Regions from separate parts of the Homo sapiens genome. Here regions 2, 3 and 4 are each linked to region 1. The links are chromatin contacts, found by Hi-C or POLR2A ChIA-PET in ENCODE. All regions are on one chromosome and are shown on one strand. Each heading gives the region's core, a stretch centred on a gene start or an enhancer-like site at or near the end of the contact. The rest is flanking DNA. Distances are from core to core; before and after follow the strand shown.

Region 1 (3,956 bases), core at 624-3,123:
GATGGCTTCATAGCTGAATTCGGCCAGCCATTCGAAGAATTATTATCAGTTCTTCTTAAACTCTACCAAAAAAATAGAGCTAGAGGAAATATTTCCAAACACTTGTTATGAGGCCAGAATCACCTTAATACCTAAGCCAGACAAAGATACCACACAAAAAAATGAAGCTACAGGCCAATCTCTATAATGAACATCGATGTAAAAATCCTAATAAAATATAAGCAAGCCAAAATCAAGAACACACAAAAAAGACTACATGTCATAACCAAGTAGGGTCTATTTCTGACAGGCAAGACTGGTTTAATGTGCACAAATCAATCAATGTGGTACGTTACATTAACAGAATGAAAGATAAAAACCACACAATCATCTCAGTTGAAACAGAAAAAGCACTTGACCAAGTTCAGCATCCTTTCTGGATAAAAACTCTTAACAGTTTTGGCATAGAAAGAAAGTTTCTTGACATAATAGAGGCCATTTATGAAAAAACCACAGCTAACACCATAATTAATGGGGAACAATCAAAAACTTTCCTACTGAAATCTAGAACAAGGCAAGGATGCCCACTCTCTCCACTTCTATTCAACATGGTACTGGAAGTATGAGCAAGAGCAATCAGACAAGAAAAAGAAATAAAAGTCATCTAAATCAGAAAGGAAGAAGTAAAATGATCTCTATTTGCAGATGACATGATTCTATATACAGAAAATCCCAAAGATTCCACACAAAAAAACCCTGTTATATCTAATAAATAAATTCAGCGAAGTCATAGGATGCAAAATCAACACACAAAAGTCAATAGCAGATCTACACAAAAACAACAGCCTAGGTGAAAAACAAATCAAGAAAGCAATCTTATCTACAAAGGCATTAAAAAAATACTGAGGAATAAATTTAACCAAGGAGGTGTAATATTTGTATACTGAAAACTAGAAAACATTGATAAAGAAATTGAAGATCTAAATTAGTGGAAAGCTATTTCATGCTCATGGATGAGAAGAATTAATATTATTAATATCTGTACTCCCAAAACAATGTACAGATTGAATGCAATGAGGTCAGGGGGTTTAATTGCAAGTAAAAAAAATAAAAGAAAGAAAGCTTCTTCAAAACAGCCCAAGAAGAGAAGGGAATTTATTAAAACAGGAGGGTCCCAGAGATCCAAGGCTGGACATGGAGCAGCTTCAGGAAGGCAGGAGTAGGGACCCAGAAAGTTGTCAGGAGATCTGGAGGTAGTGTCTTAGGCTCCTTGTGACTATCTCTCTCTTTATCTCAGTCTTCCTTCTTATTTTCCTTCCTTTCTCTCTCCCTCTCCCGCTCCCCGCCTTGTCTCAGTATCTCTCCTGCATGACTGCCTCTTTCTATCTTGTCTCTGCCTGTCTCTGTCTCTCCCTCCCATAACTGCATTTCAACCTTTCCATGATTGAGTCTTCTCTCTGCCATTCTATGAGCAAGTGGCCAAACACAGCCAGTCCAGCCCAGCTTTATGCCTCCTTTCAAATAACCAGCCAGGAAGGCAACCCAGTATCCCTGATTCTCAAAGCCAAAGTCACAGGAGAAAGAAGCTGATTGGCTCAGCTCAAATCAGCCTGCACCTCTGGTCTAATCAGCTGTCGCTAGGGGAGCAGAGAGGTACAAATATGGCCCCTGAGGTTCCACCTAGGGGAGAGGAGGATACAAGAGAAGGGAGCTGGAGGGCTGGCCAGGAGCACAGATGCCCACCACACCTGCCTGCCCAGTTGGACCCTCTCAGAGACGGGTTTTGACCTGAATTGAGCTTTGGTCCTCTTGGCCCCTTGGCCACGGTCACGTAGACTGCTAGCTGAGCTCCATTCCCTTCATATCTGCACATGGTACTTCCCGTCTCTGAGTCTCTGCTTCCTCATTTGTGAAATGATAGTAACAGCCCCTCCCAGTGGGGTGGTTGCAAGACGACATGAAGTTGTGTGGGCAGAGGACCCAAGGCCTTGCTGGCCACAGTGACTATGACACATCTGAATTCCCTAAAGTCCTACAGTTCCCGTGGTCCTCGCCTACCTGCCCCACTCCTCCCTTCTTCCCCTACCTCCACCATCTTCCCCCACTGCCAGTACGGCCCCAGGATGCTTGTGGTTACAACCAGTGAGATCTACTGCCCTCTACCACCACCCACATATCGCTAATTTGAGAAACGCACACCAGGGTGTCTGGGTTTAGCTGTTGAAACCACACATTCTGACCATCTTCTCAGTCCACTGAGCCTCCGTGGTCAGCCTGGCTGAGCTCTTTGTGGACCAGACATTGTTCTGCGGTCCCCACTCTAAAATCAGGTGGGGGCAGCATTAAGGAAGCCTTGGTGCCTATAGGATATCAGACACCCCAGATGCCTCAGGGATCTCCTTGAATGCTGCGCTACACACTATGGACAGATGCAACTGTTGATGTCATTTCTTTTTTTTTTTTTTTTTTAATTTGAGACGGTGTCTCGCTGTGTCGCCCAGGCTGGAGTGCAGTGGCGTGATCTCGGCTCACTACAACCTCCACCTCCCAGGTTCAAGTGATTCTCCTGCCTCAGTCTCTCAAGTAGCTGGGACTACAGGCATGCACCACCACACCTGGCTAATTTTTGTGTTTTTGGTAGACGGGGTTTCACCATGTTGGCAAGGCTGGTCTCAAACTCCCGACCTCAAGTCACCTGCCCACCTCAGCCTCCCAAATTGCTGGGATTACAGGAATGAGACACCACACCTGGCCCGTTTCTTCTTATTTTTGTTATTTTCTTATTTATTAAGCCAGCGTTCCCCGCTGCCTACTCTCTTCTTACTGGAGGCTGACCACTGGGGACTTCTGTATCTATGGAAGATGTGGGTGTTGAACTTGGGAACCTCAGGCCATGACATAAGGCTGAACAGGCCTCACCATGTCCTTTGGGTGCAAGAAGATCACGTGGAGAGGCACATCCAGCACCCAGCCCCAAGGCCCACCTCCTTGTCCCAGAACCCTAGTCTACCACAAATCTCCCACCTTCTGCCCCAACAAGAGAGTTCGGGTTGTTCCCAAATGGAGTCTTCCATGGACCTATGAATCTGACCAGGGCACCTCAGCTGGGCTGGCCTCTGAGCATGTTTTTTGCTTTTTGTTTTCTTTTTGAGACAGAGTCTTGCTCTGTTGCCCAGGCTGGAGTGCAGTGGCATGATCTCGGCTCACTGCAACCACTGCCTCCCAGGTTCAAGCGTTTCTCCCAGGTCAGCCTCCAAGTAACTGGGATTACACTTGCCCACCACCACACCCAGCTAATTTTTGTATTTTTAGTAGAGCTGGGGTTTCACCACGTTGGCCAGGCTGGTCTTGAACTCCTGGTGACCCACCTGCCTTGGCCTCCCAAAGTACTGGGATTACAGGCATGAGCCACCGCACCCAGGCCCTGGCCCCTGAGCCTTTGCTGCACCAGCCTCTGTTCCACACAGACCTTTCCTGTGCCTTGACCCAGCGCCAGACCCTTCCTGACAGCTCCAGCCCCTAAGACCTGGGCAGCTCCTGGGTCTGTGATGGAAAGCTTTATGCTCACTCAGGAGGTCTCTACCTGGAGGTGCTTAAGCCCCAATGCAGAAGTTGATGAAGCTGCTTTCTAAGTTCAAAAACCTAGAGCTAGCTTTTCCCTTGGGTGCAGCACACACCTCGGCAGGAGGATGGGGTTGGGGGTTCAAGTCCCAGCCACCACCTCAAGTCTGGAACTCTCCTTTTTGTTCAGGCCCTATTGCTTACTCCAGAATCCATATTTTCTCATGGTACATTTCCCCTAGGAGGCCCTGCAGCCACCCACGCCACCCCACGACCCAGCTTCCATCTCGGCTACAAATAGAAAAACTCTAACTCGACTGGTAGACACTCCTGTCTCACAGAGGGGAAAACTGAAGGCCAGCAGGGCTGTTCCTGGGTCAGTTATGTCCATGGCTGTATGATAGGTTGGGGTACTG
Region 2 (3,956 bases), core at 413-2,912, 970 kb before region 1:
AGTTCAACATTTCTTTGCGGGATAAGCTCTCAGAGGCAAGAAGCCACTTTATTAATGGTTTATTTTTTACTTCTGACACAGGCAGAACCAAAGGTGCTAGAGTAGAGCAACAAAGTAGAAGCAAAGAAGAGTACGCAAGGTGCTCCAGAGATGCTATAGTTAGAAAAATTCCACATGGATTTACACTGGCAGAATTACACTTCACAACATGTTTCAAAATTCCGAGTTCCACAAAATTCAAATGCCACAAAACAAAATACACAGTGAATAAAAAAGAAAACATCTACTCATATTTATATATTAGCTCTAATCTTTACAAGGTGGAGCCCCATTTTATAAAGAAACTAAAAACTAAGAGATTAAGCTAACCAAATTCACACCCACTCATGCCTTGTCTAATCTTGTCTCCAATCATGGGCCCAAATCTTTTTTGTAACTATTTCCTAACAGCTGGACACACCTGTAACAAAAACACAATTCTTCACTCACAGAACAAAACAGCTTTCATTAACTCTCTCGCAGTTCAGGAACTAAACAGGGCTACCTATTACCTCCTGAATCAGATTTCACCTGACTTAATTCAATCCTATCACCCATTGTTCCCATCACTTCTAATTCCAGTCAGACCAGTGAGTTCTCTGTTCTAAAAAATGCCAAGATAATTCCCACCCACAGACATACTCACGATTCATCTTTTCACGCAACTTTCACGGAGCATTTACTACGTGTTCTAGGCCTGTACTCGATACTAAGAGGAGAAAGACAAAACAAGAAATCCCACCTCAAAGAGTTAATAACATTATAGGAAAGAGATACTTGTAACTGATTAGGTAGACTCAAACAAGTACTATACTGGGGTACAAAGTCCTATTGAAAACAGAGGAAGATGTCAAAAAGAAGTGACCAATTGGAACTTACATGTACTGCTGGTAGTAGTGGAAAGTGAAAAAAAGATACTTAAAACTTTTCAGCAGACTCTCCTAAAGCTGAACATACACAGAACCCATGACCCATTAGTTTCACTCCATGTTACATACCTAGAGAAACATATATATTTAAACCAGAGGACGTGCAAATATGTTCATAGCAGTACTTACTTGCATTAGTCAAAAACTGGAAATAGCCTATGTGTCCATCAATAGTACAATGGATAGTGTTATACTCACACAATGAAACAATATGAAATCAACAAAAAATGAAGTCCACAAATATTGAAAGAAATGCTGAAAGAAAGAAACCATACACACACAATTTTGATTACATAAAGTTTGAAAACAGGCAAAACTAGTCAAAACCAGTGATTCAGTGGTGGAGTGGGGAGTGTGCAGTGATGAAGATGAGGACACGGGAGAAGTTTCTGGGTGCTGGCAACGTTCTATTTCTTCTGGGTACCGGTTATAAGGATGAATTCACTTCAAGAAAATTCATCAAGCTATACACACTTATGATTTATGTAGTTTGTTTTACACTTTAACAAAAATTTTACTTACAAAAGACAGATGGGGAAAAAGGAAAACAGAAAAGTAAACTAGCATTTATATTCTAGTAAGTTCCTAGACACCATGGAAATTATTCTATCTAATCACAGCCACCTCTGGAGGTTGTGGTATACACGTGTTATTTCCTTTTTCAGCCCCACATCTGAATCCTCTTTCCTATGTTTGGGGAATCCCCCACCTTATGAGGCAGCGCCTACCTCCAGATGGTGATTCAAAAGCAAATGACTCAAAGAAGCTGGGTCCTCAGAAAATCTATTCTGGCAAGTGAAAGCAGCAAGCACAGCAGCTTCATCCAGTTTCCAGAGACAGTAATTCTACCTACAGTGTCTAGCACCCCCTGATGGTATTGGCGATTCAACCTCGTCTGTGCCTAGAATCTTGTTCCTGGATGCTAACTTCTCAGCCTATTTCTCCAGCCCTCCAAGAGATTCTGTGAGCCACCTAACACCCTGTTCATAAGTTCCTTTCCCAGACTCAATTTCTGTTGCTCACAACTAAAAGTCTTGACTATTACCCCATTTGATAAATGTGAAAAAAAGCTAATAACTTTGAAAAACAGTTTGGTGGTTTTTTATAAAGTTAAATTCACTTATCATACAATCCAGCGCTCCCACACCCAAGGTATTTGCCCAACAGAAATGAAAATGTTTATAGCAAATTTACTCATAATGGCCAAAAACTAGAAATAACCCCAAAATCCATCAACTGGTAAATGAATAAACTGTGGTAAATCCATACACTGGAATACTTCTGGGCAATAAAAAGAAATGCACTCCTGATACATGCAATTACACAGATGCATCTCGAAAGCACAGAGGCTAAATGAAAGAGGTTTGACTAAAAATGAGTCACACTTAAGAAATCAGATCAATGGTTTCCAGGAGCAGGAGGTGAAGAGAGGGAACTGACTACATGGCACTGAAAGGAACGTTTTGTAGTAATGGATATATCTTGATGGTGGTTACATGACTAAGTCTGTCAAAATTCATAGAACCGTATATTCAAAAAAAATGTATTTTACTATATTCAAAGTATACGTCAATAAAAATGACTTTTTTATTATTAAAAGGGACTCAAGAATGGCCAGAAATCTTCCTCAAGGTCACATATATACTAAGCAGATTCAAACTCAGGTTCTAATTCAGATGCCATGCCTTGAAGGTTAAAGAGATCTTGCTAAAGGCACAGAAAAGAGAAGATTGGGAAAGATAAGGGAAACTAAGTTGTCCTTTTCTCCCCAAAACCTAATCAAAATTTTTCAAGGCCTGCCTCAGACCCCCACCTCTGCCATACAGCCATCCATTTACTTATTCCACAAATATATCTTGAATGGTTACTATGTGCCACGCACTGTGACACTTTAGGTTACATCTGTAAACAAAACAGAAATCCCTGCCCTCATGGAGCTTCAGCTTAGCGGTGTTGGGGAGTGAGGGGGTGGCGGGGTGGGGAGGAAGAGCAATGTATCACTGTCTCAGTCCATTTTATGCTATTATAACAGAATACCACAGATTTGGTAATTTATAATGAATAAAAATATATTTGGCTCATGGTTCTAGAGTCTTGGAAATCCAAGACTAAGGGGCCACATCTGGTGAGAGCTTTCTTGCCACGTCATAACATGGTGGAAGGCATCACATGAGCGAGAGAAAGAGATCTAATTCACAGCCTCAAGTTCTTTTATAATCAGCATTAATCCATTCGTGAGAGTAAATTCCTCATGATCTAAACACCTCCTACTAGGTCTCACCTCCCCAAGTTGCTGCGGGGATTAAGTTTCCAACACATGCTTTTTGGGAGACGCATTCAAACCACGGCAATCATAAACATAAGTCAATAATGTACTCAATCAATGTTAAATGTTATGCAAAAATTTAAAAGAGGAGAATCCAGAATGTAGGAGGAGCAAGTTACATAATTAAAGGTAACCAGGGTAAGCTTACTGAATATGGTGAGCTTTGAGGAGATCTGAAAATGGTAAAGAACATTTCCAACAGAAAGAACATCAAGTGCAAAGGCCCTGAGTCTAACACACACCTGTTTGAAGAAGAGCAAGGAGGTGAATGCAGTAAGCCAAAGGATAACAACAACAGATGTGGTCAGAGAGGTAACAGGGTCAGATGAAGTAGGGCCTAGTTTGGCTGTTACTGAGTGAAACAGGGAGGCAATGCAGGGTTTTGAGCAGAAAATGCATATGATCTGACATATTTATTGTTTTCTCTTTTTTTTTTTTTCTTTTTTTTTTTTTTTTGAGATAGAGTCTCACTCTGTCGCTCAGGCTGGAGTGCAGTGGTGCAATCTTGGCTCACTGCAACCTCCGCCTCCCAGGTTCAAGCTGTTCTTGAGCCTCAGCCTCCCAAGTAGCTGGGATTACAGGTATGCACCCCACACCTGGCTAATTTTTGTATTTTTAGTAGAGACAAGGTTTCACCATGTTGGCCAGGCTGGTCTCAAACT
Region 3 (3,956 bases), core at 711-3,210, 860 kb before region 1:
TTTCTTTTTTGAGATGGAATCTTGCTTTGTCATCCAGGCTGGAGTGCAATGGCACAATCTCGGCTCACTGCAACCTCCGCCTCCTGGCTTCAAGCAATTCTCCTGCCTCAGCCTCCTGTGTAGCTGGGATTACAGGCACGTACCACCACACCCAGCTAATTTTTGTGTTTTTAGTAGAGGCAGGGTTTCACCATGTTGGCCAGGCTGGTCTCAAACTCCTGACCTCAGGTGATCCACCTGCCTCAGCCTCCCAAAGTGCTGGGATTATAGGCATGAGCCACCACGCCTGGCCGTCAGTGATATAATTTTGAATCAGCTATGATTTTTAAACAAATCAATTATCAGGCCCCACACCAGACCATTTGAATCAGGATCTCGGGGGAACCTGACCTCCAAGTGGCTCTGGTGTTCCAAAGCTTCCCAGGGGCTTCTGATGTGCAGCTGGTTTGGGGAACCACTGTCCTGTGTCTTAGTCACTCTTGGTGACAATTGCTGATGGGAAAGCATCAGACCTGAGGGTGAAGAAGGATCCCCAAGTGTTAATAGGCACATGAACCTTGAAAAGGCCAAGACTGTATTGGGCAGGTGGTTATTTCTGAGGTCTGAAATGGACACACATCAGTATCAGCCTCTTCCTGACTGCAGCGGGGACCAAATCTGTCCCCTTGCCACAAAACTGACCTGAGAGCTGAGGGCACTGGACAACCACATGATTCTCCCCCAGCTCAAGAGCGTCTTTCCCTGTCGTATATTAATTTACTCACCGCGTGTTTTAGATCTGCCTCTTGGGGGCCAGATATTGCACTGGGTGTTGGGGAAGCAACAGCGAACAAGGCACGTAGCCACATCCCTCAAGGGGTATACAGACCCATGGTTGTAACTGGACGAAGATGACTATGTTCACCACAATTCCTGGGAAGAGAGGCTGCAGTGTAGACCCCTCTCCCGTTAATGAAATCTATAGCAGAGGATGTATTGTTCATGCCTGGCTTGTGACAGGCTCAAGAAGGAGTTGAGTTTCACATTGAGGTTGACATATTGCAGATAGAGATATGAGTAGAGGAGAGTGAGCTGTGGAAAAGGGATCTCAGGGGGGTTTGCAGAAATAGCAGGGGTGGCAGGTTCTGGCTGGGTCCAGAAGCTTTTAATCTATTACTTGAAAGCATGAGGAAACACCTGAAGGAGACGTGTGTGATATGATGGAATACAATGAGACTGTCAAACTAGCCTGGGGAGGTGGGGGAATCATCGTGACCATTCATTGAGCTGTGATTGTGTGCCAGGTTTTGTGCCACACATGCCATATGCATCATGTCTCAAGTCCTTGTAAACACTTTACAAGATAGACTATTATGCTCATCCTATGGGTCAAGGAAATAGAGGCTCAGAAAGGTAATATGACCTGCCTAAAGACACACAGCTGGTTTGTTGCACAGCCAGAAGTTTTGTTTGTTTGTTTTGTTTTTTGTTTTGAGACAGGGTCTCACTCTGTCACTCAGGCTGGAGTGCAGTGGTGTGATCTTGGCTCATGGCAAACTTCGTCTCCTGGGCTCAAGCGATCCTCCCTGCTACTCTGGGATTGTAGGCATTAATCCTTAACCTCCAGAGTAGCTGGGACTGTAGGAGTGTGCCACCATGCCCAACTAATTTTTAAATTTTTTATAGAGACTAGGTTTTGCCATGTTGTCCAGGCTAGTCTGGAACTCCTGGGCTTAAGTGATCTGATCTGACTGCCTCAGCCTCCCCAAATGCTGAGATTACAGGCGTGAACCACCGGGCCTGGCCAGAGCCAGGATTTGAACCCAAGTTTTTATGATTTGAAAACTCATGCTCAAAGCCCCTACACTGTAGAAGCTGCCTTGGTATCTATTTCTCCCTTATCAGAAGGCCCTCATGCCTACAGTTAGAGGAAGGGACAGAACTTGCATGCACACCAGGCCACCTAACGATGACACACAAGATGAGCATTGTCAACCCCATGTTATGGCTGAGGGACTCAGCCTCAGAGAAGTAAATGAACTTGCCCGAGGTCATAGATGAGAAATAGCAGAACTGGGATTGGAGCCCAGGGTCTTTGCCTGGCCCCACCTGCCCTCTGCCCTCACAGCCCTATTACTCCTTCCATGATGGGGGTGGCAGACATCCCAGGCTGGGTCTCCAGAGCAGGCCCAAGTCTGGGCCTCAGGGCAAGGTCATCAGGAGGCCAAAGAGGGAAATCTTTAAATGGTGTCAGGTTCATTGCCTTTGTGGCAGAAGGAAGAAAAAAGAAGAGGCACAGAAGCAAGGAAGATGGAGCTGATTCCTGCTTAACTCACACCCTCTCGTTTGGCTGAGTCAGCGATGCAGGGAGGCCTCCCTGGCCTCAGCACAGAATCGCAGGAATCTGCAGATCTGCTGGAATTTCTCTGCACTGGCTGGCACGGGAGGTGACGAGAGCAGAGGAAAACGACTGCTGTTTTTATTCTCTGGGGCTGGTTTCTTTCTCTCCCCACTCCCCCCCGGCTTCTTGCTCATGTCTTTGAAAGGCCACTTGTCTCTGACTTGCACAGCACTCAACAGTCTAGAAAGCCCCTACAAAGAGCTCTTCGGTCCCCAAAGTGATTTATGATTTTGAAGTGCTTTTTGGATTATGAAAGGCTAACCTACAATAGCCTCCTCACTGCGGCAACATTTACAAAGTGCTTTGCAAGTCACACGGCATTTTATAGTTTGCAACATTCTTTGCAGCCAAAAGGTGCTTACCTCTCCAGAGGGGACTTCAGAGTTTGCAAACCCTGGTCACACCTCTTCCTTTATTTAAACTGCAGTACAGCTCTGTGATAAAGGCTGATAATAATATCTATCACTCATATGGCGTTCACAGTGTCCTAGATATTCTTATGAGCGCTTTACATACGTTCACACATTAATGGTTCAACAACCCCGCAAGGTTGCCACTATTATGATACCCATTTACAAATAAGGATGTTGAGGCACAGCCAGGTAAACCTTGCCCAAGATCACAGGGCTGTTAAGTAGTGGAGCTTGGATTTGAGGCATTGATGTTTGATAGGATGACGACACATTTTGTATCCATTTTTCATATGAGAAAAACAGAGGTCTAGGGCAGTAGCCAGTTCTGTCATGCCCCCCATGTGACCTCAGACTGGTCTTGGCATGTCTCTCGGTCTCTTTTATCCTTCTCTGCAGAACTGAAAGGATAAGCCCCGCCCTGCTCTCTTCTCAACTCTGAACAAATGTGAGGTGTGGGGGTGATGATGCTGGAGGGAGGAGGCCAAGCCTCAGCACCCCCACCCTGGCCTTGCTGCCTGTGCCAAGGTACCAAGCCTTGCCTCAGCTTTCCCCTCTTGGGTGTGGCTCCACTCTGTACAGAAGGCCACCTGGAGGCCTTTCCTGAGATCTCCTATCTTACAGGTGGAGGGAGAGTAGGGTGATGGGGTGGCATGGAGGAGGGAACTTCACCGAGGGCCCAACTCCCATCTTCTGGGTAAAGTCCTCTAGTGAGAGCCCAGAAAAATCACAAGAGTCCAGCCCCCCAGCCATTGACCAGCTGGAGAAACTGAGGCCCCAAAAGTGGAGGTACTTACAGTCACTCAGAGAAGTGGGTGCAGAGGTGGGGCTGGAATTCATCTCCATGCCCTTCCCATGGCCTGTGCTGGGAGTGTGGCTTCAGATCTGAGAAGGCCTTAGATCATTTGTTCATTCCTTCATTCATTTGTTCATTCATTCTTTCATTCAGCTAGTCAGTCAACAAACATTTCTTGAGTGTCCACTCTGTGTCAGATGCTAGATTTAATAATTGTGGGTATGGCTTGGTCCCTGCCCTCATGGAGTTTATAGTCTAGCACTGTGCTGCCCAGTGCAGTAGCCTCTGGCCACATGTGGCTGTTGAGCAGTTGAAATGCAGCTGTTCCAAACTGAGATGTGTTACAAGTGTGAAATACACACTGGATTTT
Region 4 (3,956 bases), core at 910-3,409, 660 kb after region 1:
TGAATTCTTGACATCTGCAGCCTGAGGAAGTGGTCTGCAGAGCCACGTGCCAGTGCAAGACACTGGTAGAAGAGTGAGCCCAGCAACAAATTGGGAAGGCTAACCACTCTCAGCCCACGCACCAAGAAAAACCTCTTTACCATGTCCCCGGCCAGGGACGGCTAGCACTTGGCTTCCTGCAGCCAACCCTCCCTATGTCCAGGCAGACTCACCTTGTAGAATTTCCTGAGGTTTTCTTTCTGAGTCTGGTTAATAACTGTGAGAACACGGGCAATGGATTTCCGGACGACTCGGCTACAAAACAGAGATGTCAGTGAAGATAGGGAAGACACATAGCACTACCCAAGACTCAGGACTCACACATAGGGCAGCAATAGCTGCAGCCTCCCCCATCAACCCATCCATATTCACTCAGGAGGAAGGCGTTCTGGGAGTGAGGTCTGAGGAGGGAAGAGAGGGGCATGGGAGAGACAGCAGAGGCTTTATGAGGAAGTGCAGGCTGGATAAATGAGGCAGATCAGAAAAAGACCTTCAATCCCAGAACACGAATTTATCCTGAGGGCTAAGACCCAACCAATGCCAATTTCAATGAGCTGATGGGAAGGAATCATGCCACAAACCAGGCAATCAGGCTAGCTTAGGGAACTGCAGGAGAGAGAAACAAGACATTTGCAAAGTGGAGTCACTACAAGCCAGGAGACTGAAGCAAACAACGAGCCAGGGAGAAGTTATTTGTAGTCATGTCAGGATGAGGGAGTCACCTAGTAGACAGCTGGTCAACATGGTTTTTGAGGATTCAGTGTGCAACTGTGCTTGTCCAATCCTCCCACCCCTGCCTCTACTAAGGTTGTTTGGGGGCAAAGAGGGCAACCACCATTTTTTTTTTTTGGAGACAGGGTCTCACCTGTCAACCAGACTGAAGAGCAGTGGCCCCATCATAGCCTCCCAACTCCTGGGCTCAAGTGATCCTCCTGCCTCAGCCTCCAGAGTAGCTGGGACTACAGGCCTGTACCACCACACCCATCTAATTTTTTTTTGAGAAGTGGACTTTGTACCCAGGTTGATGAACTCCAAACCCATGTTCCTTTCACAAGTCTCCCGCACTCTTAGCCATGTAAAATAACTTACGCTGCCACTCCAGGGTGCAAGCCACCCACCTGCCAAGGGGGTTAAAAACTCAAGTGTTGGTGGGAAGCGGAAGGAAGGGGTCCGGGTAGGCTTTGAAGGCAGCATTAAGATGGGTCTCCGGGGATGCATTCCAGGCACAAGGACCGCAAGGTCAAGGCAGGTAAGAGGCTAAGCACACAACGGGTCTCCCATGCGCGCCAGGATGCACGGAGTGGGCATCTAAGCGGCCAGCTCCTTAAGCCAACTTTGAAATCCTCCGACGATCCCGATGCACACGTGCTCCCCACCCACGAGGGCTGTGATCCGGCCGCCTCACTTACATCTTAGAGAGCTTGGAGGCCGCACCGCCTGTCACTTTGGCGACGCGCAGCTGGGACAGCTCCACCTTCAGGTCGTCCAGCTGTTTCAGCAGCTCCTCCTTCTTCTTCCCGCGAAGATCTCGAGCCTTGATCTTGGCCTGCGCGCAAGAGAGAGTGTGCCTCAGCCAGGCCGCGGGGCCATATCCCCTTCACCTGCGTGGCCAGCCCCCAAAGGCGCGCGACTCGCCATCGACTACGAGTGCGCCGGAGCCCCAACCAGGGCTCAGGACAGTCTCCCTCGCCGGCCGTGCCTTGGGCAGAGTAACCCAGGCCCGGGCCGCGCGCCTCTCCCGGCGCCAAGCGAAGAGGCGGGTTGTGGTGGCGCCAGACCATTCTGCGCGGCGCCCCACAGGCCTAGGTGGCAGATAGAATCCGCGGGCTCAGCCCGCACCGCCTTCCCCAACCCCCGCGCCTCACAGCGCTCGGATGGCGCCCGATTCCGCAGCTCTCACCATTGCTGCACAAGCCGCCAACGCCGCCGCCCGCTCCGAGGGAAAGAGGAAGTAGGCGGGGCTGACCTCCGCAACTACTGCCGGGTGGCGGCGGGCGCGGCCAATGGCGCCGCAGCGGGGGAGCCCCGGCTCCGCCTCATCTCCCCCGCCCCCGAGGAACGCCGTGGTACTGCCCGCCCCGCCTGGTAGGGCCGGAGCCCCGCCTTGTAGTGCTCGCCTCATTCACGGCACCCCTGATAGCGAGGTCGGCGTCACGGTGTAGGCGCGCAGTTGGGGAAACCGAGGCCCAACGTGGGCGGCAGCTACCAGAGATGGCACACGGAGGACTCAAATTCGTCCATTCAGTCATTCGTTCATTCATTCCTTCGGGAAACCTTGCAGATCTCCCAATCTGGGCAACTCTGAGCTGGGCGCCAGTAGTCTGGGGGTGCTGACGGGAGGAGGGGCCAGAGTTTTCAAAGACGATTAACCGAGGCTCACGTCGCGGAGGAATTTAAAGCGCGAGATGGACGGGAGGGGCGGGCTCAGGCAGTTATAATCCAACTCCATAAAGGTTCTGGGGAGGCAGTATATGGAACTGCAAAGAGCATTTACACCTTTTTTTTTTTTTTTTTTTTTGAGACAGAGCTTCATTCTGTCGCCCAGGGTGCCAGGCTGGAGTGCAGTGTCGCGATCTCGGCTTACTGCAACCTCCGCCTCCCGGGTTCAGCGATTCTCCTGCCCCAGCCTCCCGAGTAGCTGAGTAGCTGGGATTACAGGCATGCACCACCACGCCTGGCTAATTTTTTGTATTTTTAGTAGAGACGGGGTTTCGCCATGTTGCCCAGGCTGATCTTGAACTCCTCAGCTCAGGTGATCCCCTCGCCTCGGCCTCCCAAAGTGCTGGGATTACAGGCGTGAGCCACCACGCCTGGCCCCAGCCTTTATTTATTTTTTTTATTTTTTAATTTTTTTTTTCAGACAGGGTCTCGCTCTGTCACCCTGGCTGGAAGGCATGGCGCGCTCTCCGCCCACCAAAACCTCCGCTTCCCGGGTTCAAGCAGCCCTCCCACCTCAGTCTCCCGAGTAGCTGAAACTACAGGCACAAGCCACCAGGCCTGGCTAATTTGTTTATTTTTTGTAGAGCTGTTGCCCAGGGTGGTCTCCTGGGCTCAAGCAATCCGCCCTCCTCGGCCTCCCAGAGTGCCTAGGATTACAGGGGTTAGCCACCTCGCCTGGCCATACAGCCTTTTTTATTTTTATTTTATTTTTTATATATTTTTTGAGATGGAGTCTGGCTCTGTCGCCTAGGCTGGAGTGCAGTGGCGCGATCTCGGCTCACTGCAACCTCCACCTCCCGGGTTCAAGAGATTCTCCTGCCTTGGCCTCCCCAGTAACTGGGACTACAGGTGTGTGCCACTACACCCAGCTAAATTTTTGTATTTTTAGTAGAGACAAGGTTTAGCCAGGCTGGTCTCAAACCCCTGACCTCAAGTGATCCACCCGCCTCAGCCTCCCAAAATACTGGGATTACAGGTGTGAGCCACTGCGCCCGGCTAGTACAGCCTTTTTTAAAGTGAACCTGACCAGGTTTCAAATTCTTGCTCTGCTGCCAAGGTAGTAGTTGAGACTCTTGGGAAATCTCTTCCCCTTTCTTGAGTCTCAGTTTGCTCACATGTGAAATGAGGCATTTATGAGAATTAGAGGAGATATCTGTAAAGCTGTTAACCCGAAATCTGACGCATAACAATGGCTCAAAATATCATTGGTGTTCATGTTCCCAGAGGAAGGAACACTTCAGTAGAGCCCGGAAAGTGAAACGGGAATTCACAAGGCAGGGCATGTTTAGGCTTTCTGATTAATGTCTGCCAACCAGTAGGCATTAATCAGCACTCCAGTGCCACTCCCTTGCCCTTAATAAAGACATGCCACCTCTTAGAGTTATGGTTGAAGCCAGATTGTCCTCTTGTTACTACCAGCTGTAACCACCCACAAGGAGACTTCTCCCATCTCCTATGAGTAGCAACCTCTGTGCAAT

Evidence for each region. Hi-C counts contacts between places; a loop is a spot of excess contacts on that map. ChIA-PET counts read pairs that join two places held with the same protein, here RNA polymerase II (POLR2A). Pooled maps may share reads with other maps.
Region 2: a loop to region 1 is called in a pooled map, with 2.8 times the contacts of the local background. The contact joins two enhancer-like sites. A Hi-C loop is called at or near these places in 4 of 37 single-sample maps with no recorded cell type and 5 of 50 pooled maps.
Region 3: a map with no recorded cell type shows a loop between it and region 1 (5-fold over the local background). The contact joins two enhancer-like sites. A Hi-C loop is called at or near these places in 11 of 37 single-sample maps with no recorded cell type and 8 of 50 pooled maps. POLR2A ChIA-PET finds 5 or more read pairs at or near these places in 1 of 52 experiments (GM12878).
Region 4: a pooled map shows a loop between it and region 1 (5-fold over the local background). The contact joins the promoter of ARPC5L here to the enhancer-like site in region 1. A Hi-C loop is called at or near these places in 2 of 37 single-sample maps with no recorded cell type and 7 of 50 pooled maps.

The regions. Positions count from the first base shown.
Region 1 is chr9:124,195,663-124,199,618 of GRCh38, forward strand. No RefSeq gene overlaps it. Among named protein-coding and RNA genes, the nearest start is that of NEK6, 60 kb to the right of the region's middle. Within about 2 kb of position 1,874, at least 9 of the 41 ENCODE cell types and tissues checked have a DNase peak (open chromatin) inside an H3K27ac peak, as active enhancers do.
Region 2 is chr9:123,223,834-123,227,789 of GRCh38, forward strand. The region is part of intron 2 of STRBP (spermatid perinuclear RNA binding protein); the gene reads right to left. Among named protein-coding and RNA genes, the nearest start is that of STRBP, 43 kb to the right of the region's middle. Within about 2 kb of position 1,663, at least 3 of the 41 ENCODE cell types and tissues checked have a DNase peak (open chromatin) inside an H3K27ac peak, as active enhancers do.
Region 3 is chr9:123,333,416-123,337,371 of GRCh38, forward strand. No RefSeq gene overlaps it. Among named protein-coding and RNA genes, the nearest start is that of CRB2, 21 kb to the right of the region's middle. Within about 2 kb of position 1,961, at least 7 of the 41 ENCODE cell types and tissues checked have a DNase peak (open chromatin) inside an H3K27ac peak, as active enhancers do.
Region 4 is chr9:124,859,971-124,863,926 of GRCh38, forward strand. ARPC5L (actin related protein 2/3 complex subunit 5 like) reads left to right here and starts at 2,160. Exons shown (of 6, transcript NM_030978.3): 1 at 2,160-2,428. RPL35 (ribosomal protein L35) reads right to left here and starts at 1,987. Exons shown (of 4, transcript NM_007209.4): 1 at 1,940-1,987; 2 at 1,449-1,585; 3 at 213-294. The coding sequence starts at 1,942. RefSeq lists enhancers at 1-499, 1,488-2,111, 1,547-1,596, 1,637-1,746, 2,187-2,406 and a silencer at 1,897-2,166.